2 separate regions of the Homo sapiens genome follow, and region 2 is linked to region 1. A link is an interaction called in ENCODE POLR2A ChIA-PET data of the cell type or tissue named here. Cell type or tissue: PC-9. All regions are shown on one strand. Links, peaks and the distances in the headings refer to the core of each region. The heading gives the core; the rest is flanking DNA. Region 1 has its middle 5.0 kb from the start of CXXC5. Region 2 overlaps SLC23A1 (solute carrier family 23 member 1).

What was found. ChIA-PET counts read pairs that join two places held together with the same protein. Peaks named below come from ENCODE experiments on the same cell type or tissue, not always from the same donor. Only the 100,000 strongest peaks of a DNase experiment are listed, where the experiment ranks them.
Region 2: POLR2A ChIA-PET joins it to region 1 with 5 read pairs; 3 of 35 experiments call an interaction of 5 or more read pairs at or near these places.

The regions. Positions count from the first base shown.
Region 1 is chr5:139,640,683-139,646,052 of GRCh38, forward strand. No RefSeq gene overlaps it. Among named protein-coding and RNA genes, the nearest start is that of CXXC5, 5.0 kb to the right of the region's middle. In PC-9, for the core only: no CTCF peak of the experiment used is centred there; DNase peaks (open chromatin) are centred at 2,549 and 2,889; H3K4me3 peaks cover 962 bases; H3K27ac peaks cover 2,005 bases.
Region 2 is chr5:139,370,707-139,376,076 of GRCh38, forward strand. SLC23A1 (solute carrier family 23 member 1) reads right to left here. Exons shown (of 15, transcript NM_005847.5): 14 at 1,281-1,547. The coding sequence ends at 1,300. Among named protein-coding and RNA genes, the nearest start is that of SLC23A1, 9.9 kb to the right of the region's middle. In PC-9, for the core only: CTCF peaks have their summits at 3,237 and 3,520; a DNase peak (open chromatin) is centred at 3,135; H3K27ac peaks cover 2,201 bases.

The DNA.
Region 1 (5,370 bases), core at 201-5,200:
GTGCCTCAGTGGACAGGGCTGGGGGATGGAGAGGAGCATTGGTGCCAGTTGACAGACTGCCCCAAGACACACTGAACCCAGCACCAGCCTAGGGGGTCCCAGGGCAGGGAGGAAGAAGTGACTGGGAGGTGGGCAGTGGCTTTGTAATCAGAGATGGCCTGGCGGGCTAAGGCGGCAGCTTGGGGCTGGGGTTTAAAATAGCGCCTTGGCCTGGCTAGGACCTGCCCGGGATCGGGTTCGGGTCACCCGCAAGGCAGTGTGGCCACCACCATCCGGCTCGGGTTTCTTGCCTTCCCAGATGATTTGGCGGTGGAGGAGGGGGCTCACCCAGGCAGATGGATCTAAGGAAAGGAATCCAGGTGTGGCCACTAGAGCCCCCACAGCAGGCCCTGGTCCATCTCTCTTTTTCCTGTGCCCTTCCCCCCGACATGGAACAGACTTGGTCCAGCCACATCCCGATGCCTTCCCTAAACATTTAGCACCAACTGGGACCAGGCCCTGGACAGCATGGAGATGGGTAAGGCCTTATCCCTCTCCTGAGCCCCAGGAGTGCACAGAGGGAGAGATCAGTATGCATTGTGATCCTGTCGCTCCCATGTTTCACTGATGTCCCAGACTGACTCTGAAAGTCCCTAGGCCTGAGGAAAAAAAACCCCTCCCAGGCTGCAGCAAGAGCGGAAGGTGGAGCCTCAGGTAAGCCTTCCACCTGAGAAAATGGCTGCAGTGGGGAGGGGAAGATGTCCTCAAAAGCTAGTGATCATCCTAGAACATTCCCTAGGATGGTCCACTCCCCTAGTGTTCCCTGGAGGGAGTGACCAAACAGAGTGATCTCCCCCATCCCTCACCCCTCCAGCAAAGATCTCAGGCATAGGTCTAAGAGTGTATTCTGGTAATTCTGTCTCCAAGTAGGGTGCCCACTTCCTCAGGCCAACTCAAGGAACAGGGAAAGGGATCAGGGGATATGAAGGGGGTGTCCCCTCTTTAGTATTTCAAGGGAAGTAGATAGTTACAGCCCTACCATTCCCCATTAGGCCATTTGAAAGGGAAAAAAGTTACTTCCAACAATAAACAGTTCCATCTAACCACAGCCCCACTGCTGCACTCTCCCTTGCTGTAGTCTCTGGGCCTCTGGACACAGTTGCAGTCTCTGGGCAGTGGCCTTTGGAGCCTGGCAGGTAGGGATTCTCTTCACTTTCTCCTCCTTCCCCTGGATTGAGGTGGGTGACACAGGAGGCCAGCCAGCTCAGGACCAGATCCCCTCTCTCTAGCTGGAGCAATAGCCAGCCCTCCTGACGGAGCTCACATATATCTAAAACATCGTCTTGTAGATCTTAATGATTTCTCAACAGCCCCTGATTGAAGCATGCCCAATTTAGCAATGCCGTAAGTAACTTTTTATATTTCCTTAGGGAATCATTTCACTTATGAATCTTTTCTGAATCTGCAATCTCGATTAAAAGTTGATGTTGTTTTTTCTCGTCTCCTCGGCTTCTGAGATGCCTCCCTAGTGAAAAGGGTGGTAGCACCATCAATCCTCCTCATTAGTCTGTCTGGAGAATTTTTCTTGAGGGTGGGGTGGGGGACAGCAACCAAGTCTCCTCTGTCGTGGCACCTAGCGGGGTGTGACCTGGGGGAGGGTTGCCCTCGGGGAGGGGCTCGGAGAGGTGGGGGGGGCATTGACCGTCTCCTGCCCACATACACTCCCCCATCTGCCCCCATCTCAGGGGCCCCTGACAGTGTTTCCGTGGGAGAGAGGGGTTGTCCAGCCCATTCTGCCTTTAGGGTGTGTCCTCACACCTGTAGCTTAGGAATTTGAGGAGAGGGCTGAACCCCATTCAAGGCTCAGCTTGATAGCACAAAACTGGACCAAATCCAAGCTCTTTCCTGTACAGCCGCCATAGCCTGGGTGAATCAGTCATTCCCCTCTCAGAGCCTCAGTTTACTTATTTGCAAAGTGGGAATGAGATTGCTAAACAGATGACCTAGCATGCTGGTGAAGGGATCACTTAACACAGTGCCTCTACAAAGGGTCCTGTCCCAATTCTGAACAGTATCTAGTTCTTTTCCTCATCTCATTCACCTTCTAGTCCTGGTGACGCCTTTGAGGTGGAGTGAGTGGGTCTGGCATAATTATCTCCAGGAGGAGAAAGGACTGGTGGGATTGGGACTTGCCCAGGGGTTGCCCCAGGAAGCCCACCCAGAGGCCTGCCTCTCCTGAGAGGCAAAGGGCAGGGATGCAAGACGGCTGGATGGCAGACGAGGATGAAAAGCTTCCGGATTCGAAGGAAGCAGCGTCCCCACAGAAAGCCCTCCTGCTCCCCTCCCTGTTGCTAGCTGGGGGAAGGACTTGCCCAGGTGCTGGGACGTCTGGCTCTGACCTCTAACCTTTGACTTCTGGGCTGGGATGGGCATTCTCAGGACCAGAGTCATGACTGGGGGTGGGGCCCAGGGCACCCAGCGGCGGCTGGGCTCTGGGAGTTAACGATTTACGAGGGGCCCTTTCTTGAGGCCTCCCTCCTCCCAGGCCTGGCAGGCAACCCGTGACTGCCCAGGCGGCTAGACACAGAACCAGTCTCACCAGTTCAAAGAGCAGTTCATCCCGGGCCCACCCCCAAGCACTGTCTGAGCACCCCATTCCTTGGAGTCTGAAGGGAAGGGCAGAGTAGGGGGTGGTAGCTGGGGTCTTGGGGCCCCAGGTCTGAAGAGAAAGAGGCTGGGCCATTTTCGGAAGTCTCAGTGCGGGCCATTTCTGACCCTGCACTGCCCTCCAGGACCAGATTTGTAGAGAGGAGGCTGAGCCCCACCCTGCCTCCTCCAGCAGGCCTCCCCCACACCACCACACCCTAGCCTTCAGGCTTTGGGTCGGGCAGGGCACTTTCAGGGCAGGCTGGCTTCTCCTGCCCAGGGCACCCCTCCTCCAGGTGCAGGGCTCCAGATTGGGACACTGTGCCTCTGCCTCCCCTAAGGCCCCATTCAGTTACCTCCCCACCTCTCAGCAATGCTCTCCCTCCCTCTTCCTGAAGTGTGGCAGGGAGGCTGGAGCCACAGCTTTGGCCTCTGGGAGCACTCAGTCCCACTCCCATAGGACAGAGTTGAACCATGATTGTGTCTAGAGAAGCCAAGGGTTATTGTCAGGGGCACAACAGCCCCCAAACTGTCCCTCTCCCCATCAATATCCCATATACAGGCTGAGTTCCCTGTGCCTCACTGAGAACAGGGCTGTATCTGGTTGTCTATGGCGTGTATGTAGCTGTGCCTGGGCAATGGGAAATATAGCTTGCTTCCTGCTTTCTCTCAGCCTCTGTCCCCAGAGTCATTTTGTTCTGGGACTGGAGTCTTCCTTCTGTCCTCATCCCTTCCCCTCTGTTTACACAGGTCAAGGCCAGGCATTGGCCACCAAACTGACTTCTCAGGAATGGGCAAGCCTGGGTTACTTGAGAGACTTGGCTTTTTGAATTTTCATTTCACAGCTCTCTGCTCCTTCAGACGTCATGGGGGTGGGGTGGGGAGGACCTAAAGTCCAGTGGTCAGTGCGTGAGGGCCCAGACCCAAAGGCCCGGGGCCACAGTCTGGTGCGGTTAGGCTCCTCCCTGCCTCTGCCCGTGTTTGCACCCCCAGGCCTGCCCTGGGATTTTGGCTGAGGTCACAGTCCAGCATGACCCCACTGAACACTATCCTGTGCCCTGCCCCAGCAGGCAGGGTTTCAAATGCCTTTGCTCCCATCCTTTGTGATACAGGTGACAGAACTGGGGCCCAAAGAAGGGTAAACCTTAGACTGAGTTCCAAATTGGCCATCTTTATTGGAGATCCTAACTCCCACACTCCTCTCCATGTGGCCATTTCCAGTCACTGGATGTTTAATCAATGACAGATATTAGCAGATAAATGGCAGTCATGGAAAATGCCTCAGACAAGGCATGGATTGAAATCCTGGTTTTGCTACTTTGTAACCTCACACAGGTGTCCAAGCCTGTGGATTTAATAAGCCTATGTTCAAAAAGCAATTAGCATGGTCCCTGACAAGCAAGAGCTCAGAAAGATTCTGGCTACAATTGTTATTACTGGTACCTCTTTGGAGGCCAAGCTTCGGGCCCAAGGCAGGTAGGGGACTCCTCCTTACCTTCAAAGAATTTTCATGGCGGGAGGTGGTGGCGAGGGGACAAGTAGTGAGATGAGCAAATAAAAGCTATTTCTGTGCATTGTGGTCACTGTGGCCATAGGAGGGGTCCCAAAGCCAGATGAAGGACCCAAAGCCAGGCCACAGAGTACATCTGTCCTGTGCATGCACTGCAAAAAGGCACCTAGCAAAGGGAGCTAGGAAGCTGAAAGGCAGTCTGTGACCTCCTTCATGGTTTCCTGTATCTGCCAAAAGTGGGTACCTTTTTCTGATTTGCACAAAGGCTAGTGGTGGCCCTGTAGGTATGGCCCAAACTCAGGCTGGAAGTGGCAGTCTGAGATGGTTCCCAGGTGATATGTGCTCCTGGTCTTCCATGAGGAGTTCATGAGGTGAGCTTGATGAGGCCTATCTTGGCAGAGGGAATGGTACATGCAAAGCTCTGGAAATCTGGAGAGGAGTCTTGGGGTGTCAGAGGGAACTGCCAGTGTTAGATGGCATTGGTCAGCAGGGCCTGGCAGGGAAGAGAGTCAGTTAGGGAAGCCAGGCTGAGTAGGGTAGTCTGTGAGGAACCACTGCAGGATGTGAAGCAGATGAGCCTCACTGGAGGCTGTGGAAAGCCTCCCTAGAATAGCACATGGCCTCAGGGGTTTGAGAACAGCTCTGATGCCAATCTCATTTCAGTTTCCTCATCTGAATAATGGGGATGACATTATTGCAGGGGCTGCTATAAGGGCTAAATAAGATAATGTACCTTAACTGTTTAGCACAATGCCCTGCTCAGGGTAAGGGCTGCACAAATACCAGCCATGGGTATTATCAGCAGGATCCAGGAGAGCACACTCCAGGGTCCCGGGTGGACGCACCCCTCCCTAGAAGACAAGGCTGGTGATGCAGGGGCCATCTCCCCCAGCGGTGCTGGAGACTGAAGGAGCTTCTTCCTGACTTGAAGGCTGATTGGTTCAAAAAACTCAGCAAAAAGTTTAATAGCAAGGTGAGACTTCAATTCTCCTTTTTGAGGTAGGCAGAGGTGGGAGAATAGTGAACCAAGCTTCCCTTCTTCTTGGGGAAGGGGGCTGTGGTGGGGACAGTCTCACCCAAGGGCAGAGATCCTCACCCCATCCTTCCTGGATGTCCCCCGCTTGTCTCATTGGCATCTGTGGTGGAGAGTTCTTTGTGGATGGCTTGCACATGACATTTTCTGTTTCTGTAACACTTTCTGTGTGGACAATTCTGTCCTTTTCCTCTGTGGCTCC
Region 2 (5,370 bases), core at 319-5,318, 270 kb before region 1:
TGGACTCGAACTCCTGACCTCAGGTGATCGCCCTTAAGAGTAAAGATTCTTGAATGTGGCTTTTGTTGGGAAAAAAATTTAAAAAAAGAAAAGGGGGCTCTAGGCTGGGTGCGGTGGCTCACGCCTGTAATCCCAGTACTTTGGGAGGTCAAGGTAGGTGGATCATTTGAGGTTAGGAGTTTGAGACCAGCCTGGCCAACATGGTGAAACTCCATCTCTACAAAAATAAGCTGGGCATGGTGGTAGACGCCTGTAATCCCAGCTACTCAGAAGGCTGAGACAGGAGAATTGCTTGAACCCGGGAGGTGGAGGTTGCAGTGAGCCGAGATGGCGCCACTGCACTCCAGCCTGGGCGACAGAGCAAGACTCTGTCTCAAAAAAAAAGGAAAAGGGAACTCTAGCCAGACTTCCTGGATGTGAATCCTGTGATCATGGGCATATCACTTAACCTTTCTGTACCTTCCTTTCCACATCTCTAAAATAGCAGTAATAACTGTCTCTGGATTATGTGAGTAGTTAATATATATAAGTACTTAAGACATAGAAAGTCCTGTTTTAAGTGTTGTTATTTTTACTATTAAGGAGTCATCTAGGCTAACCTCTCTTTTTGGGAACTTTTCTTGTCTGTCTGAGGGAACGTGCACATTGAACCCACTTCAGTGTTTAGTAGAGAGCCAGGCATCTGCATTACAGATAGTGATGGAAGGTTTCCGAGCATCAGCTGCCCATGCGTTCTGAAGACCTAAGGACAAAGTGTCACCTCATCAGGGCTTGTACAGGCATCGTTTTAGGATAAAGGCATCCTGTTTTAAAGGGTTTTAATTTTATGACGTTATTGAGACAAGGCAGTGTATATGAGAGGATTTTTCCTGTTCTTGTGCTGCATTTCTCAACATTTTCCATGTCGCATATCAAAGTGATACTTGTTTAGCATACTGGAGTACAAGAATGAGGCTGCCAGTGGCTAGAGTTCTTAGCTCAAGGACTCCAATTGGCCCAGATTCTGCCCAGGTGTCTGGAAGGCTAGAGGATCTGCATTTCAGCATACTTGTAGCCTCTTAGTGGCCCACACTAGTTGGGAAGTTCTGCTGTTACTATGAAATGGTAAAGGAATTCCACCCAAAATCCGTATGTTGACTTTTTACCCAGCTCACCTTCTCTTTGAGGACATTCAAACAGTTTACAAGAAAGAGAACTGAGTAGTTTGGTTTTTCTTTGGTTAAAGCATAAGAATGTTTTGATTATTCAACCCTCCCACAAAAACCATAGACACATCCTACCTTTCCTGGAAGTCATTTTTCAGACCTTGGTGCACACAGATGCAGTTTCTGTATTTTCTGGAGTGTCTTCTGGAATTGCAATCTGATCTTTTGAACTTGAAGAAAATCCTTTGAAGACTGGGCAGATAGGAATGTATTTCAGAAAGGTAATTCTTTTTACTATGCCCATCCCAATGGGGAAATCGTAGCTCTTGAGGCTGGAAGACATGTCACTGTTGGCATGAGCCCCAGCTTTCCACTGTATCAGACCACGCTCCTCTGGGCTCCCTGGAAGAGGATAGTGAGGTCATTTACCAAGGCCAGCAACCCTCAGCCACCCCCACTTCCCATAACCCAGTCCTAAGGCAGACTTCTGGAATCAAGTATCTTCCTTAACTATCATTTGGTCCTAAAACGTGGCTGAATCTATGGTTTCTGAGCTCCTAACTTGGCCAGAGCTCTAAGGAACACTAAAGGATACTAGTTATAGTAGTATTTATTGTGTAACTACAGTGTGCCAGGCTCTGTGCTAAGTGCTTTAATTTCATTATCTTGTTTCTTGAAAACATACCCCTGGGAGATGTATAGACACCATTGTACAAATTTTTATTTTATTTTATTTTATTTATTTATTTTTTTGAGACAGTCTCGCTCTGTTGCCCAGGCTGGAGTGCACTGGCACGATCTCGGCTCACTGCCACCTCCTCCTCCCGGGTTTAAGCGATTATCCTGCCTCAGTCTCCTTAGTAGCTGGGATTACAGGCATGCACCACCATGCCCAGCTAATTTTTGTATTTTTAGTAGAGACGGGGTGTCACTATGTTGGTCAGGCTGGTCTTGAACTCCTGACCTTGTGATCTGCCTGGCTTGGCCTCCCAAAGTGCTGGGATTATAAGCGTGAGCCACTGTGCCCGGCCTATACAAAATTTTAAGATGAAGAAAGGGACAAAAAGTTAAGTAATTGTGAACCTAAATCTGTGAGTATGTGGTAATGTGTGTTAGGCCCATGGGGACCAAATCAAGTCCAGATTGCGTTCTGGGGGTAAGGGAGGCATATTTTGAAACACTATAATCAGTGTTAATATTTCATATTATGATTCCATATGTGAAAAACTCATTTTTATAATACAAACTTCAGAAAGTCAAGCTAAATAAAATCTTTGGAGGTAGGGATACACCAAATAATTTGTTTTTTTGTGTTGTGTTTTTTTTGTTGTTGTTGTTGTTTTTGAGACAGAGTCTTGCTCTGTTGCCCAGGATGGAGTACAGTGGGTTGATCTCGGTTCACTGCAACCTCTGCCTCCCAGATGCAAGCGATTCTCCTGCCTCAGCCTCCCGAGTAGCTGGGATTACAGGTGTGACCCACCACGCCCGGCTAATTACTGTAATTTTAATAGAGATGAGGTTTCACCATGTTGGCCAGGCACTGGTGTCGAACTCCTGACCTCAAGTGATCAGCCCGCCTTGGCCTTGCAAAGTTCTGGGATTATAGGTGTGAGCCACTGAGCCGGGCTAGTAATTTTTACAACTAGGAATTCTCCCTCAGGTGGGGCAGGGTCACATGAGATCTCAGGTTTTCACAAGAGGGCTGGGATCGACAAAGACTGAAATACTATAAATCTAGCAGGAGTGGGAATTTCCACTTGCTGGCAGCCCAGGCTGAGAACAAACCCATGAGTAGCACAAACCAAGTTATGTTCCAAAATCTCACAGGAGAGGGCACTGAGGGAAGGTGGAGTCCCTAGGGAAGACTACCTGGAAGAGACACTGTTTGGGCTTGGCTCTACAAAGGGCACACACAGTCTGGAAGAGAAACCTTGATTGGGCTTGGCTGTACAAAGGGCACACACAGTGGGCACAGTAGAGTGGGATGAGCCATAGGTGTGGCGTAGGACTATGTTTCTGGTGTCCGATTACCTCGCACCACTGCCAAGACACACATGGCAGCCAGCCCAGAGCTCCCTCTAGCAGACCAGTCAGCCTGCCCACTACATCCCAACCTTCAGTGCCTTCTGTACTTCTCCAAGCCCCCTCCTTTTTCCTAGGCCTCACCTACTCTCCCTCATCAGTAAACCCTCCCAATAACTCCAGCCCGGCTTCCTTGACTTCATTGCTTGCTTAAATCTAGTTTTACCACCTATCTTGTGCCAGGAGCTCCTCTAAACAAATTGTTACTGACTTACACTTTTTGGCATATCCTCCTCAGTGTCTGATTCAGGGCCAAGCTGGTAAGCTCTAGCAGCATGTGCTGAACTAAACGGACTGCCCTCTAAGGTTGGGCTCTGGATAGGTAAAGACAAAGAGCACCCTGTGTCTACTAAAAATACAAAAAATTAGCCAGGCGTGGTGGCGGGCACCGGTAGTCCCAGCTACTCGGGAGGCTGAGGCAGGAGAATGGTGTGAACCTGGGAGGCACAGCCAAGATTGCGCCACTGCACTCCAGCCTGGGCGACAGAGCGAGACTCCGTCTCAAAAACAAAACAAACAAACAAACAAAAAAAACAAATGCAAAATGGCCCATCCCCAGCAGGAAGTTAAGGGCTGGAAAAGGCTTTTGCTATTCCATGGTTAAGGACAGGGTTTTGAGCCAGCTAGACCTTAGTTTGAATCCAGGTTGTGTGACCTTAGGCAAGTGACAACCCCCCTGAGCTTTAGGTTCCTCAGTGGATACTGAAGACTGCTGAGCTTATGTGGCATGACACACAGGATGATTCCTGGCAGGGACAGTTGTGATGCTCAGGTGGGTTGAAATGTGGGGTATAAGGGACTCAGGCAGTTCTGCAGCTGTTGTTAAGGATGACTGGATAGCTTAAACTAGCCACCCAAGTCACAAAGAAGCCTCTTCATGTACAGATGCCTACCCAGATGCTCTCCATCTCCTCATATTCCCTAGGCATTGAGGCTGCCACTTGACTGTCTCAGGCCCATAGGATGGTCTGTTCCAGCCCCCAGTCTAGCATCCTCTAAATGGGCAGGGGTACCATGTTCAAATAGCCACCCATCCATCGAAGGGACAGCTGCTACCAAGAGCACCTTCCTTTGATTCTGCCTAAAATCCTACGGGGAACCCTGGCCCTCCTCTGTCCTCCCCAGCCCCAACCCACCAGCTGTTCAGAGACAGCCTCTGACACCTATGTTATGTGAACATGAACACTTGGATCTTGAGAGAGAGGGAGGCAGACAGGACCTGTGGCTGTGATCAGGCTGGTAAGTGACAAAATGGAGGCCCATCATCTTGCTACTACCATCCCTTATGTCCCTATACTGATGCAGTCATTAACTCCCATCTCCATGGAGCCTTCCCCAGTCCTGCAGCCCAGGTCCCCTGAAACCCTCCAGCAGAGGCAGTATGGTGCAGTGGATGGGACACAGGCCATTGACTGCGTCAGATGGATGTTGTTAAAAATCCCAGATTTAGCCAGATGGTATATAGCATGCACCTGTACTCTCAGCTCTTCAGGAGGCCGAGACAGAAGGATTGCTTGAGTCCAGGAGTTTGAGGCTGTAGTATGCTATGATCACACCTGTGAATAACCACTGCACTCCAGCCTGGGCAACATAGACCCCCATCTTAATTTAAAAATAGAGGCTAGGTGTGGTGGCTCACGCCTGTAATCCTAGCACTTTGGGAGGCCAAGGTGGGCGGATCACCTGAGGTCAGGAGTTTGAGACTACCCTGGCCAACATAGTGAAACCCTGTCTCTACTAAAAATACAAAAATTAGCTGGGTGTGGTGGTGCACACCTGTAATCCCAGCTACTTGGGAGGCTGAGGCAAGAGAATCGGTTGAGCTCAGGAGGCGGAGGTGGCAGTGAGCCGAGATCACGCCATTGTGCTCCAGCCTGGGTGACAAGAGCAAGACTCCATCTCAAAAAAAAAAAATTGAGGACAGGTGTGGTGGCTCACACCTATAATCCCAGTACTTTGAGAGGCTGAGATGGGAGGATCACTTGAGCCCAGGAGTTCAAGACCAACCTTGGCAATAAAGTAAGACCCCGTCTCTACAAAAAATTCAAAAATTAGCCGGGCATGGTGGCATGCACCTGTGCACCGGTAGTCCCAATTATTTGGGAGGCTGAGGCAGGAGGGTCACATAAGCCCAGGAGTTTGA